Regions from separate parts of the Homo sapiens genome. Here region 1 is linked to region 2. Evidence: chromatin contacts called from ENCODE Hi-C data. All regions are on one chromosome and are shown on one strand. The core of a region is the stretch at or near the end of the contact, and the rest is flanking DNA. Distances in the headings are between cores, read along the strand shown. Region 1 holds the start of LINC01397 (long intergenic non-protein coding RNA 1397). Region 2 holds the start of CSF1 (colony stimulating factor 1).

What was found. Hi-C counts contacts between places; a loop is a spot of excess contacts on that map. Pooled maps may share reads with other maps.
Region 1: a pooled map shows a loop between it and region 2 (2.9-fold over the local background). The contact joins the promoter of LINC01397 here to the promoter of CSF1 in region 2. A Hi-C loop is called at or near these places in 1 of 168 maps with a recorded cell type or tissue (transverse colon) and 1 of 50 pooled maps.

Annotation. Positions count from the first base shown.
Region 1 is chr1:110,080,054-110,085,470 of GRCh38, reverse strand. It overlaps LINC01397 (long intergenic non-protein coding RNA 1397), which reads right to left and starts at 2,783. Exons shown (of 4, transcript NR_126382.1): 1 at 2,619-2,783. RefSeq lists a silencer at 786-835.
Region 2 is chr1:109,909,385-109,915,293 of GRCh38, reverse strand. CSF1 (colony stimulating factor 1) reads right to left here and starts at 4,445. Exons shown (of 9, transcript NM_000757.6): 1 at 4,232-4,445; 2 at 913-1,035. The coding sequence starts at 4,270. RefSeq lists enhancers at 3,059-3,158, 3,235-3,735, 3,736-4,236 and silencers at 4,022-4,131, 4,182-4,351.

The DNA of each region.
Region 1 (5,417 bases), core at 1,534-4,033, 170 kb before region 2:
CAGCTGGTTTATTTACCAATAGGAGTCCTGGGTATTTTTCCCAGGTGTCCAAACATGAATGACCCTCTATGTCCACCCATCTAGGGACCCTTCTCCCAAGGTCCATCACCAAGAACTGTCCAGTGCCTCGTTATAACTGTGCCAGCACATGCAGGCACAGAAAATAGACATGTGGTCTTACCCATGAGCAGGCTCTGCAGGCATGGAAATTTGTCTGGAGGGGTGGAATTCTACAGGACATAAAACTGATAACACGCAGAAAACGTCCACAACTTACAACTCTTTTTTATGTGGGATGAAAGAGAATATAATTTTGCTACTAAAAAATTCTCCTTGTTAATCCTCAAGATGTGAGGTTTTATCTCCACTCACATTTCTCATGGCCATAACCTTGAAGGCTCTGTTAGACTGCAGGTTTATAATTTAAAGAGAGCCCACTCGCACATCTGACTGGAAACCCAGAGGAGTTTCATCCCGTCCTGCAAAAGTTGTCGGTGATCACGCGGTGTTAGAAGAAATCTCCATTTCGAGTCATTCGCCTTGAAGAATCATTCTGAGAAAAGAAAGGGAACCAGCACGTATGTTTTATCAGAATGGCCTTGAGAAAACGAAAGCACACGCAGGCACTGCGCCGCACAAGCCCAGTAGGGCGCGGGAACCCGATGGAATGCGGAACGTCGCTGCTCGGCAGCTCCCTACGGCTGGCGGCTGCGACCCGCGTGGGCCGCGAGTTGTGGCGGCGGGTTCCGGGGCCCCCCCACAGCATCCGTCCTCTTGTCCCACCGCCCGTCGGACAGTCGGTCGGTCTTTCGTGGCCCCGCGCGCCCGCGCTCCCGGCTCGTGCGTTTCCTTTGCTTGCTGCCTCCGGCTCCGCTCCCCGCAGGCCTGGCCGCGCGACGGGCACCCAGCGGGTTGTTATCAATTATTCAGGCCCCAAGTTCACGGGCACTGCATCCATTTCCCTCGCGTGCGCCCGGGGCCAACTCAGGCCGCAGGTTGCGATGCTCGAGCCCTTGGACCCGGCTGGAGAGAAGAGCGCAGTGAGCGGCAGCGGGCTGGACTCCTGGGGCTTCCTGAGCCCCGAGGCCCCCCAGCGATCTGGGAAGAAACCAAACGCCTGTTCCCTTTGATCTGGTTTTATAGAGACTTGAGGTTGACAATAAACTTTGCATGCTTACTAGCTATTTCGATCTTTTATTCCCATTTTGGGAAGGAGTCACCAACGCGGCGAACAATCCCTGCGGGCTGGCAAGGGTGTGCGGAGGACCCGTGCACGGGGATCTGCGCCCGGCCACGCGAGGGTGCGGGGGCGACGCAGGACGCACCCCCTTCCCCACATCCACGCTCAACTCCCGCTCGCCCCACATACCTCTCTCTCCTTCCCCTACACGCGCCCCGGACCTTTCCGCAAAGCGGGAGCGGGAGGCCGAGGAAAGGTCGCGGCGTGGCGGGGAGACTAGGGCGCCCGGAGGCACAGGGTGCGAAGCTGGAGAGGAGCTGAGAGCCGCCGCCACTGCCGCTGCCGCGCCTGGACCCTCCCTCCGCAGTCCCCGCACCCACGCCGAGACTCAATTACTTTCAGGTGTGGACCATTTAATAAAATAAATCTTCCGGGGCAGGAGGCAAGTTTTTAGGGGCCAAACTCAAAGCAGCCGATTTCTAATGAATAAAGAGGGGCTTCCCTAAAATATCATACGGTTTTGGCGGAGGGGGAACCGAAGTTGGGGAACAGGGAGTGTCTCTTCCTGAAGTGATACTGTCATTGGCTGGGTGGAGAGGCCCGGAGAGACTTACTTTCTGTCGCTTTCTGACTCTCCTTGTCTCTGTCTCCAGCCATCTCTGTTCTTGAGTACATCAGAATGGAATCAACGGTTTTTGCATCGAATCACCATTAAACCAGCCAGATCCTCCCCAAGCGGAGACCCAGTGAAACTGAAAGCTCTTTCCCTCACCTCTTTCTCTTTGTTTCTCCTTTTTCTCCATCATCCATTGCCCAACATTCTCTTCATCTGAGATTTCCAAACCCGGCTTTGCAATACTCCAGGGAGACTCCAATTTACTCTAGGGCTTTGGGAAATGCTCAAAATGAAATAAACTTTAATTGACTTTAATTATTTAACTGCAAGTTATAGACCCCTGATTGGTCAGGGGAAGCAGAGAGGATGTTGGTGAATCAAACAAACCATCCCAGGATGTCACAGCTCCCTGGAGGTGAGGAATGCTGGCTTCAGCATTTCGGGGCTCAGGAACGAATCTGGGCTCCGGAAGAGAAAACCAAGTTCCCAGGAGAGTGGGGATTTGATTTCTTAAGGTTTGGGGTCAAGGAAGGCTCTCACTGACAAGAGGGACTGGACACTCTGTCCTACCCTGGGCTGCCTCCCACACCCCCTTGCTAACCATCTCCATCCCGGTTTTTGGAGGATGAAGGGAGTGGGTTTCTTCCTTCCCACTGCATGTAAAATCCTTCAGTAAGGTCTAGTGACACTGGACAAACTGCTTCCTTCTCTGTTTGCTAGAAAATTCAGACCACAACACAACTTTTGTATGAATTTCCCAGGAATCGGAGCTGATGTAAACACAGTCTATTATGGTTCTGCTCTTTTAGAAGAGTTACTCACCCCAAAGTCTCAGAGGGCTCCTTCTGCCTCCTCACACGGCCAGATCTAGGAAGCTGGTGGAGGGCAACTCACTCTGATGCAGCACCTGACAAGGGCCCACATGTTTCCCGTGCAGAGAACAAATTTGCCCCATTAAAGCGTTACTCTGTTGGGGAAAAGACTGATGCAATATTGGAAACATGCTGGGCCCACTGTGAGAGCCGGAAGAAGAGGCAGATCTTCCCAGGAAGGCAGCAAAGGCCAGTGGGCGAAACTATTCTTGCCACATCCACCCTCACTTGGCCTGGTAAATTAAGGGAGGGATTATTGACCAAAACATCTGCACAGAGCAAGACTATGGTGCTGGTGGTGTCATTACAGGGAGGGCATCTGGGGACAGACAGGGGAAGATGGTGCCAGTGTCTTGGGGAGCAGCCAGGGGAGTGTGACTTGTCCACCTGAGCTTGGGGCCAGACTGGAAAGGGACCATGTAGCTACCAAGTCCACTTCCAAGAGCCTGAACTTTAATGGAAAATAATTCCATAGTTTGGGTCCCAGCGACACTACTGATCTAAGTAGCTTATTAACAAATGGAAAATATATAAACCACACAACAATTGCCTCTAAGAAAAAATGTATTAAAATCCCCCCAAGTTATTTGCAAAATAAATAGCTGAGACCATATGGGTGAGGGGGAGAGTGGCTGTATCCTAACTAGCTGTGTGCTCTTGGCAAAAGTTCCCTCTCTAGGCCTCTGTTCCCTCATTTCTAAGTGAAGATGGCAAACTAGATCAGGGGTTCTCAAATTTTAGAGTACATTAAGATCACCTAGAAGCAACTTGTGAAAACAAGGATTGTTGGGCCCCACCCCGAGAGTTTCTGATTTAGTAGCTCTGGGGTAGGGCCCAACAATTTGCCTTTTTTTTTTTTTTTTGAGATGGAGCCTCGCTCTGTCACCCAGGCTGGAGTGCAGTGACAAGATCTCTGCTCACTGCAACCTCCACCTCCTAGGTTCAAGCGATTCTCCTGCCTCAGCTTCCTGAGTAGCTGGGATTACAGGTGCCTGCCACTGTGCCCAGCTCATTTTTGTACTTTTAGTAGAGTCGGGGTTCCGTCATGTTGCCCAGGCTGGTCTATGAACTCCTGACCTCAAGTGATCCACCCACCTCGGCCCCCCAAAGTGCTGAGATTACAGGTGTGAGCCACCACACCCGGCCATAATTTGCCTTCCTAACAAGTTCCTAGCTGTTGCTTCTGCTGCTGGCCTGAGGCCTATACTTTAAGAACCTTTGGACTCGATGATGTTTAAGCTCCCATCCAGAACCAACATTCTGTTCTATCCCATACTCCTATATTTCCCCTGCACACCCTAGAGTGTTTACAGCCAAATACGAGAGGCCGATGTTTTTACACCCAAGCTTGTACCCCCTGTCATCAATGCAGAATAAATCTTTCAGCTGGCCCACAGAGACTGGTCACCCTGCCCACTGAGGGATTCCTGACCTCTCAGGAAAGATATTCCAATTTGAACTCCTCCTTCAGCTGGCTGACTACAGCGCCCGAATCCTCCAACAGTGGCTAATGCTGGTTTTCTTTTATGCTAAGCGTAGCTGGGCCTAATCCTAGCTCAATCCCAGGCAGGCCTGGTGTGTAGAGGGCTGCCTTCAGAAGGGTTGGCAACAGCCCAGGGTACATCTCCGGGCCCCTCGATGTGGCCTAGTATCTGCCAAACACTTGCCCCAACACACACAAACACATGTGTGCACACACACATGTTCACATGCACACACATGCACACACACTTCCCCACACACAGAGCACCCAGTCATCAAGAAAACTAGTTTTACTTTGATGTACCTCTCGCTGCACATTTGTTTCAGCTCCTCTCCTGCAGCCACAGTTTTATTTATCTTCTTGGCATGGCTTCTTAGGATACTTCCATTCAGACAACAGCAAAACCACTCAGCTCCACTGTTTTATGAAGTTTATCAAACAGCAAAATATCTGGCATCTTTGTCCAACAAATCTGGTGTGAATGTGCCTACAGAGCTGCTTTTCCCCAGACGTCCCAGGGGCTGTGTGTGGTTACAAATAATCTCCCCTGTGAGGACCCTGCAAGGGCTTGCCTGCTTCTTGCTGCAAGGGGCCCCCAAAGCATATGTAGGGCTACAAGGCATCTCCCAAATAGGGAGACACAGACACAGATACTCCATGCATGTACATGCTCTGTTTGCACCCCACTAACAGAGCCCCCCTCTCCTATAGCAGGCTTGCCTCCCTCTACACCTCCAAGCAACTGGCCTGGCATAGGGCTGTCCCAAAGACAGGAGCCACTTCTAAAATCATCACTGGGCGGGGCCGGTGGCTCACACCTGTAATCCCAACACTTTGGGAGGCCGAGAGTGGCGGATCACTGGAGGTCAGGAGTTCAAGACCAGTTTGGGCAACATGGTGAAACCTGTCTCTACTAAAAATACAAAAATTAGCCAGGTGTGGTGGCACACATCTGTAATCCCAGCTACTCTGGAGGCTGAGGCTTGAGAATTGCTTGAACCTGGGAGGCAGAGGTTGCAGTGAGCCGAGATTGCACCACTGCACTCCGGCCTGGGCAACAGAGCAAGACTCTGTTTTGGAATGGAATGGAATGGAAATGGGAATGGGAATGGGAATAGGAATGGAATGGAATGGGAATGGGAATGGGAATGGGAATGAAATGGGAATGGGAATGGGAATGGGAATGGAATGGAATGGAATAGAATGGAATAGAATAGAATAGAATAGAATAGAATAGAATAGAATAGAATAGAATAGAATAGAATA
Region 2 (5,909 bases), core at 3,196-5,695:
CAGAGGCTGGACAAGCTCTGGGGATTGAACACCTGTAGGGGTTGGAGCTGGATGCCCTTAAAGCCCTCTTTAGCCCCAGAGCAGCAGTTCTGGATTTTAAGCCTCAGAGAATGCTGGGGCTCTTGGTCTACCTTGGATTGCTACAGCAACTACATACAGGAGAAGTAGTGCTGGGGCAAGAGAGGCGGAAGGCACAGCCCACAGGCCCCAAGCTCAGGGCCCTGGAGCTGGCGTTAGCCAGTGATGCCCCACCCTGCCTGGCTGGCCAGAGGAATGGTAAATTCCCACTGAGCAGGACAGCAGCCATGACAGCAACCTGATTCTGCCTGGCTGGACCACGTATGGGTCTGATTAGAATGAGATACAGGCTCCTTCATGGCCCAGATGAGCAGGCCATCCCAGCCTCAGGGTATGGGCAAGAGCCAGGGAAGTGAGTGTGGAAGGCTGGGAGTTAGGCAAGCGCTTCCCCTCCAAATCTGGGTGGGGCTCTGATGCCAGACTGGCGCCACATATGAGAGTCCAGGAGCTAGATGCAACATCTGGACACAGCAGGCCGCCTGGGCTAGCTTCCCAGAGGAGGCATCCCACTGAGGGACAGCAGACCTCAGAAGCCTTTTCAGAATCAGTGGTTGATGTTCCTGGGCAATCACTAACCCAGGCAAGCAGCTGGAAGCCCACAGCATCCACTGCCTGCAGGGCAGTCAGAGAGGGCTTCGAGCTGGGGAGACCAGAGGTCCTAACTTTGGGAAGGTTAGTGAAGGGTATCACTGGTGGAGCTAGTGGGAACCACAAGCAATGTCCCGCACTGCCCTATTTTCCTGCCTGCAACTGCTCTCTTTGACCTGCTCCCTGGCTCCTGCCTTCATTTCCCCAGTGGGGAGAAGGTAGAATACAGCATGGCCACACACTCACCAGCCGCTGCAGAGACTGCAGGTGTCCACTCCCAATCATGTGGCTACAGTACTCCGACACCTCCTCGGTGATACTCCTGCTCGCCAGGAGACAGACCAACAACAGCAGGGAGCCCAGCCATGTCTGTGACAGAGAGGGTGTCATTTCTCCCCAGGTCTCACTCTCCCCAGTTATCCCCATGCCCTGCTCAACGCAGAAAAACAAAGGCCTCATATCTACAATGCTACAGGCTCTGCCCCTTACCTCAGGATACAGCATCCCTCAAATCCAGCTTTCCCAGGATTTCTAGCAGCCACAGCACAACCTTGTTCTCCCATGAAAACAACCCAGATGTCACCTTCTACAAGAAGCCTTCCCAGATTAAGCCAGCCAAACCTAACTATACATTGAACTAATACTGACACAGATGGTGTGCCTACCAGCCTAAATTTTAATGACACAGGAAACTCGAGAGCAGGACTTGCATCTACCCATTTTTTTCTGTCTCTGCAACATCAACACTGAGCCAAGCACTTTTTGAACTGCCCTCAAGTTCATGTTCATGCACCGGCTTTCAGATGGCAAGCCAGAGACAGCTCCCCTGGGCCCAGCATTTCCTCCCACCTGGTTCCATGCAGATCTGGCTCTGCCACTGGAAAAACTGTGGGATCAAACTCAGTTTCACTGGAACTCATCCCTTGCCAGAGACATCTTGGAGCCCTGGGTGTGTGTTTCAAAAGGAGCCCAGCTGATTAATCAGAGGCACCAGTGCCAGTAATGGGCCATCCCTTGCCTGGCACCTGCCTATTTGAGCACCATCAGGCTTTGCCTCCAGCCAGCCACCTCTTATCATGGCAGAGAAGTTTTCTGAGACCCCTCTTCTCTCCCAGCACCTACCTGGCCCAGTAGTTGCTCAGCCCCAGAGTGATGGGACTGGCTCCTGATGCCCTGTCTTTCCCCTTCCTTCCTCTCTTCCTTCTCTTCACTGGGGTCTCCTCATCCCTACCCCTGGCCCTAGGTCTCTCCTTCTTCAGCCAAAAGCAGACAGACTCTTGGGCTTTCTTTCTCCAGCTTGAGGTCACCTCCTGAGAGCTCCCAAGCCTCCTGGCGGCTGATGCCCCCAGATTCAGGGAAATGCTGGCAGGGTAGGGTGAAGGTTGACACTATCCTGGACTCTGGGTTTTGCCTCAATAATCCAGATGTTGAGACAAATACTGCAAATAAGTTGCTCACTGGAAAAACACAACGAGGCTATGAAACAGCCCACAACAATGTGCTAATCTACATATCACCAAAAGCCCAAATGCTTGCCAGCTCTTCTGGGGAGGAGAAGGCAGCTCTGGCTGGGTGACCAGGGAGACTGCAGAGAGCAGGGACCTCAGTGAGGCCTTGAAAGATGGGGAGAAGGTGATGGCAGGAGAGGGGTGGGAGCCATGGAAGGAAGAGCCAAAGGATAGTTTCATACCACTCAGCACAGGGACTGTGAGGATCCTGGCTGATCTGAGGGAGGGAAAGTGTGGAAGAGGGGGACGGCAGTCACGGGGGCTGGGGGGACTTCAGGCTCTGTTGGGGAGGTTGCCCTGGGTGGGAATAATGGCCCAGGTACTCAGAAACCTTAGGTTCAGGAATGATTGGAGGAAACTGGGCCACTAGACGGTGTATCTACCCCAGACTGGCTGCCACTCAAGGTCTGGAGTGAATGGTATGGATGAAAGGGACCGCTCAGGAAGACAACCTCCCTGGAGGAGAGCAAGGTGGGAGCAATGCTTAACCCCAAGGGCTGTCTGGCTTTGATGACATTTGAGGCATCAGTGTGGGGAAAGTGCAGCCACTACATGAGAGGCTGACTTCGAAGCTGGCCAAAGGGGATACCCCTGGACCTGGGGCCTCCATTCTGCCTCAGGAGGATCTGGACAGACAGTGGGGGGTTAACACTCTGGCTTGCATCTGGCTGGGCAGGCTCTCCTCTGACTGCCTCTTCCTCCCACCCCTAGCCCTGGCTTCTGCCTGGGGAGCAGCCCTCAGAAGGAATCTCTGCTGCAGGCTCAGAGATGCTAGGACACCTCAGTCCAGCTGTCCAGCCTCCTCTGCCACCTATCCTATTCCATTTCATCTTCCCCCTCAACAAGGCCTCTGGAGAGACCTGGCAGAACCGGGCCCTTGGACTTCCCCTGTCTAAACACAGCCCCCTTGTCTTTCTCTTCTTTCCTCATGGTCTCCCCTTCAGCCCCGAAGCTTTGCTTTCTGCCTATGGCTAACCCTTCTCCCTTCCCCTCTCAACTCTATCTCCTCTCTCTCAGTGAGGCACTTTCTTTCTGTGGACCCACTCTTCCCTTTCTCTCTCACCTCACCTGCAGCCCGCTCTCCTCTACCCCCAAATAATTTTCTGCTCTTTTCCCCCCAGGTTTCCCCTCTCATTTTCTTCCAGGACTCCTCAGAAGCAAATCTATTATGAGCCCACTGACTGGTCATGAACAGTGCCACCCTCACTTTCTATGGCTGCATCTGCTACCGCCACAGTTGGGGCAGGGCGTCCCTTACGCAGTCAGGAGCAGACCCTGCCCCTGGACACAGCTCTGCAACACCAAACCCTCTTTCCATTTTCCTCAAGCACTGCAAACCACCATAAACCACCACAAAGCCCAGAATCTCCCCAACCGATGAAACCAGAATTTGCAAGAAAAAGAGATTCTGAGCTAGCCCCAAGCAGCCCCGGGGGTGGGGGGCTGTTTGCCGGCTGTTGCCGTCCCCCACCCCACCCCCCAAACAGCCACCCAAGTCCTCCGTAGCTCCTGCCTGTGGGCTGGAACAAGCAGTGGCTTGCCCCTCTCCGTCCCTCTGCCAGCAAGTCCCTGGCGTTCTATAAGCTGGTTGACCCCCTGAACTTTCCCTGCCCAGAAGCGCCCACTCCTCAGCAGGGCCTTGGAAGCACGTGTGTGGCCGATGAGGAAGGTGCCCACCGGGGAGGGCACACACTCAGCGCACAGCCACTCCGCCCGTGCCTTGGTGGTGGCGGGTAGGGAGAGAGGCAGGGCACCCTGGCTGAGCGGGGGCTCCTGCCTGCAGGTGGCTCAGTGTTCCCCTCCGTGCAATGGGGTGAGCAGCCCTCCGTTTCCCAGGGAAGCCTGGCAGTCCCGGTGCAGCTGCAGGGCCGCCACCGGCCTCCGCCCTGGCGCCAGGGCCCAGTCCGTGCGCAAAGGCGGTTCGTCCGCGGCGGGAACGCCGGGCCAGTGCAGCCGGCGCGCCCAGGCTGTCGGCTCCGAGGGGCCGCTCCCGGCCGCCTGGCCGCCGAGCCCCCGCCCCAGCCCGTCCCGGGCCCAGCGCCGCGGCCGTCGCTTACCGTGGGAGGGCAGCGCCCGGCGGCGCCCGGCGCGGTCATACGGGCAGCTGGGTCCCGGCCGGGCGCGTCGGCCGCCCTCGCTCGCTCGCTCGCTCGCTGGCTGCTGCGGAGTGGGCGCCCCGGCCGAGGGCCGCACCGCTGTCCTGGGATGCGGAGAGCGGCTCTGGCGCCGAGAGGACCCAGGCAAACTTTCACTTTCCCCGGGCCGAGCCTCACTGGCCAGCCCTCGGCACAGCCTTTTAAGAGAGGACTGGGGGGCATGTGGTTTATGGGAAATCACCCTGGCCAGGCGCCAGACACACACATACACACACACACACACACACTGACACAGACACACACACTCCAGAGGCCCACTCAGCCGCCTTCCCCCGCCTCCCCTCCCCCACCCGCCGGCCGGCCAGCCCCGCTCGCGCGTCTTCCTAGTCACCCTCTGTCTTCTGCGCTGCACTTCCAAGCCTTCAGCAAACGAGCGCGGGCTCCACCGCGTCCCCACCCTGCCTTCCCCGCGCCCTCTGCGGACCGACCCTTTCCTTCCGCGCTCTCCAGGCTGATTCAGTGCTAGCGCTCTATGATCGTCCCAAGGGACTTTCCCTCCAGGCCTGAAAATCCCCAAATCTTAGCAGAAAACGGACCGAGAGCAGGGACAAGCACTGGGAAGGGAGGGAAATCCTTTGAAGACGCCCCCACCCCATTCTCGGAGTGCCGAAAGGAGTCCAGTGTTACTTGCTCCCTCGTGGAGCCTGAGTCAGCAGGTTTGCCGGCAGCCCCCTTCTTCCTCTGCAGCCCCCAAGCAGCCCGGCCAGCTTCAAGTCCCATTCTGGGAGGGAGGCCAGCTACCTGGCCAGGAAGGGAGCAGCTGTGTCCTGTGACAGCAAGCTGGGGGGCTCTTCCCTGGGTGCCAGCAGACACTTCAAGGCACCTGACCCTTAGATGATGAAAATGCTGGCTGGTACCCATGCTCTCTCCTGGAGGCAAAATCCAACTCAGATTGGAAAGGTCCTGCACCTGGACCCTAGATTTCCCTGGATGTTTTTGGAAATTGCACTTACTGAGGTGATTAATCACGTTTTGTTTCTACATGAGAATGAGTCTAAGTGAGGACTAGTAGGATGAGCCTAAGCCTATTAATTATAATGCCAACTTCAGGAGATTTTTCTTTCTTCAATTCATTATGATTCAATTCCTCTGTGAGGTTGCCCGTTTCCACCCCCTGGGAAATAAAGGATATGTGGCCTGCTCTTGAAGAGGAGTCTCTTGTCAGTAGCGCTACATATCCTTCACTCCAATCCTAGGCAATAATTTTACACCCGAATGCCTTTGCTCAGACTGGTCCCTCTGCCTGGAATGCTCCTTTCTCCACATGGCTGAAGACAAACTCCTCATCATTTCAGGCTGAAATTGCATCTCATCCTCCACCAGCAAAGCCTTCTGTGACTCTCCTGGCAGAGCAAAGGGTCCTTTTCCTGTGTTCCCATTGGACTTGGCTCATTCCTCAATGCTGGCTCTGATAAGTCATTTGCCATCCATTCATTCTCCACAGTACTTTTCGAAGTGTTTAAGGTGGTACCGATGGTTACATTCTGTCCCCACCCTAGACCGAGACTTCTTCCAGGTGGCACCCATGCTCAGTCACCTCTGGATCAATGGTACCTAGCACATAATAGGTACCAAGTTA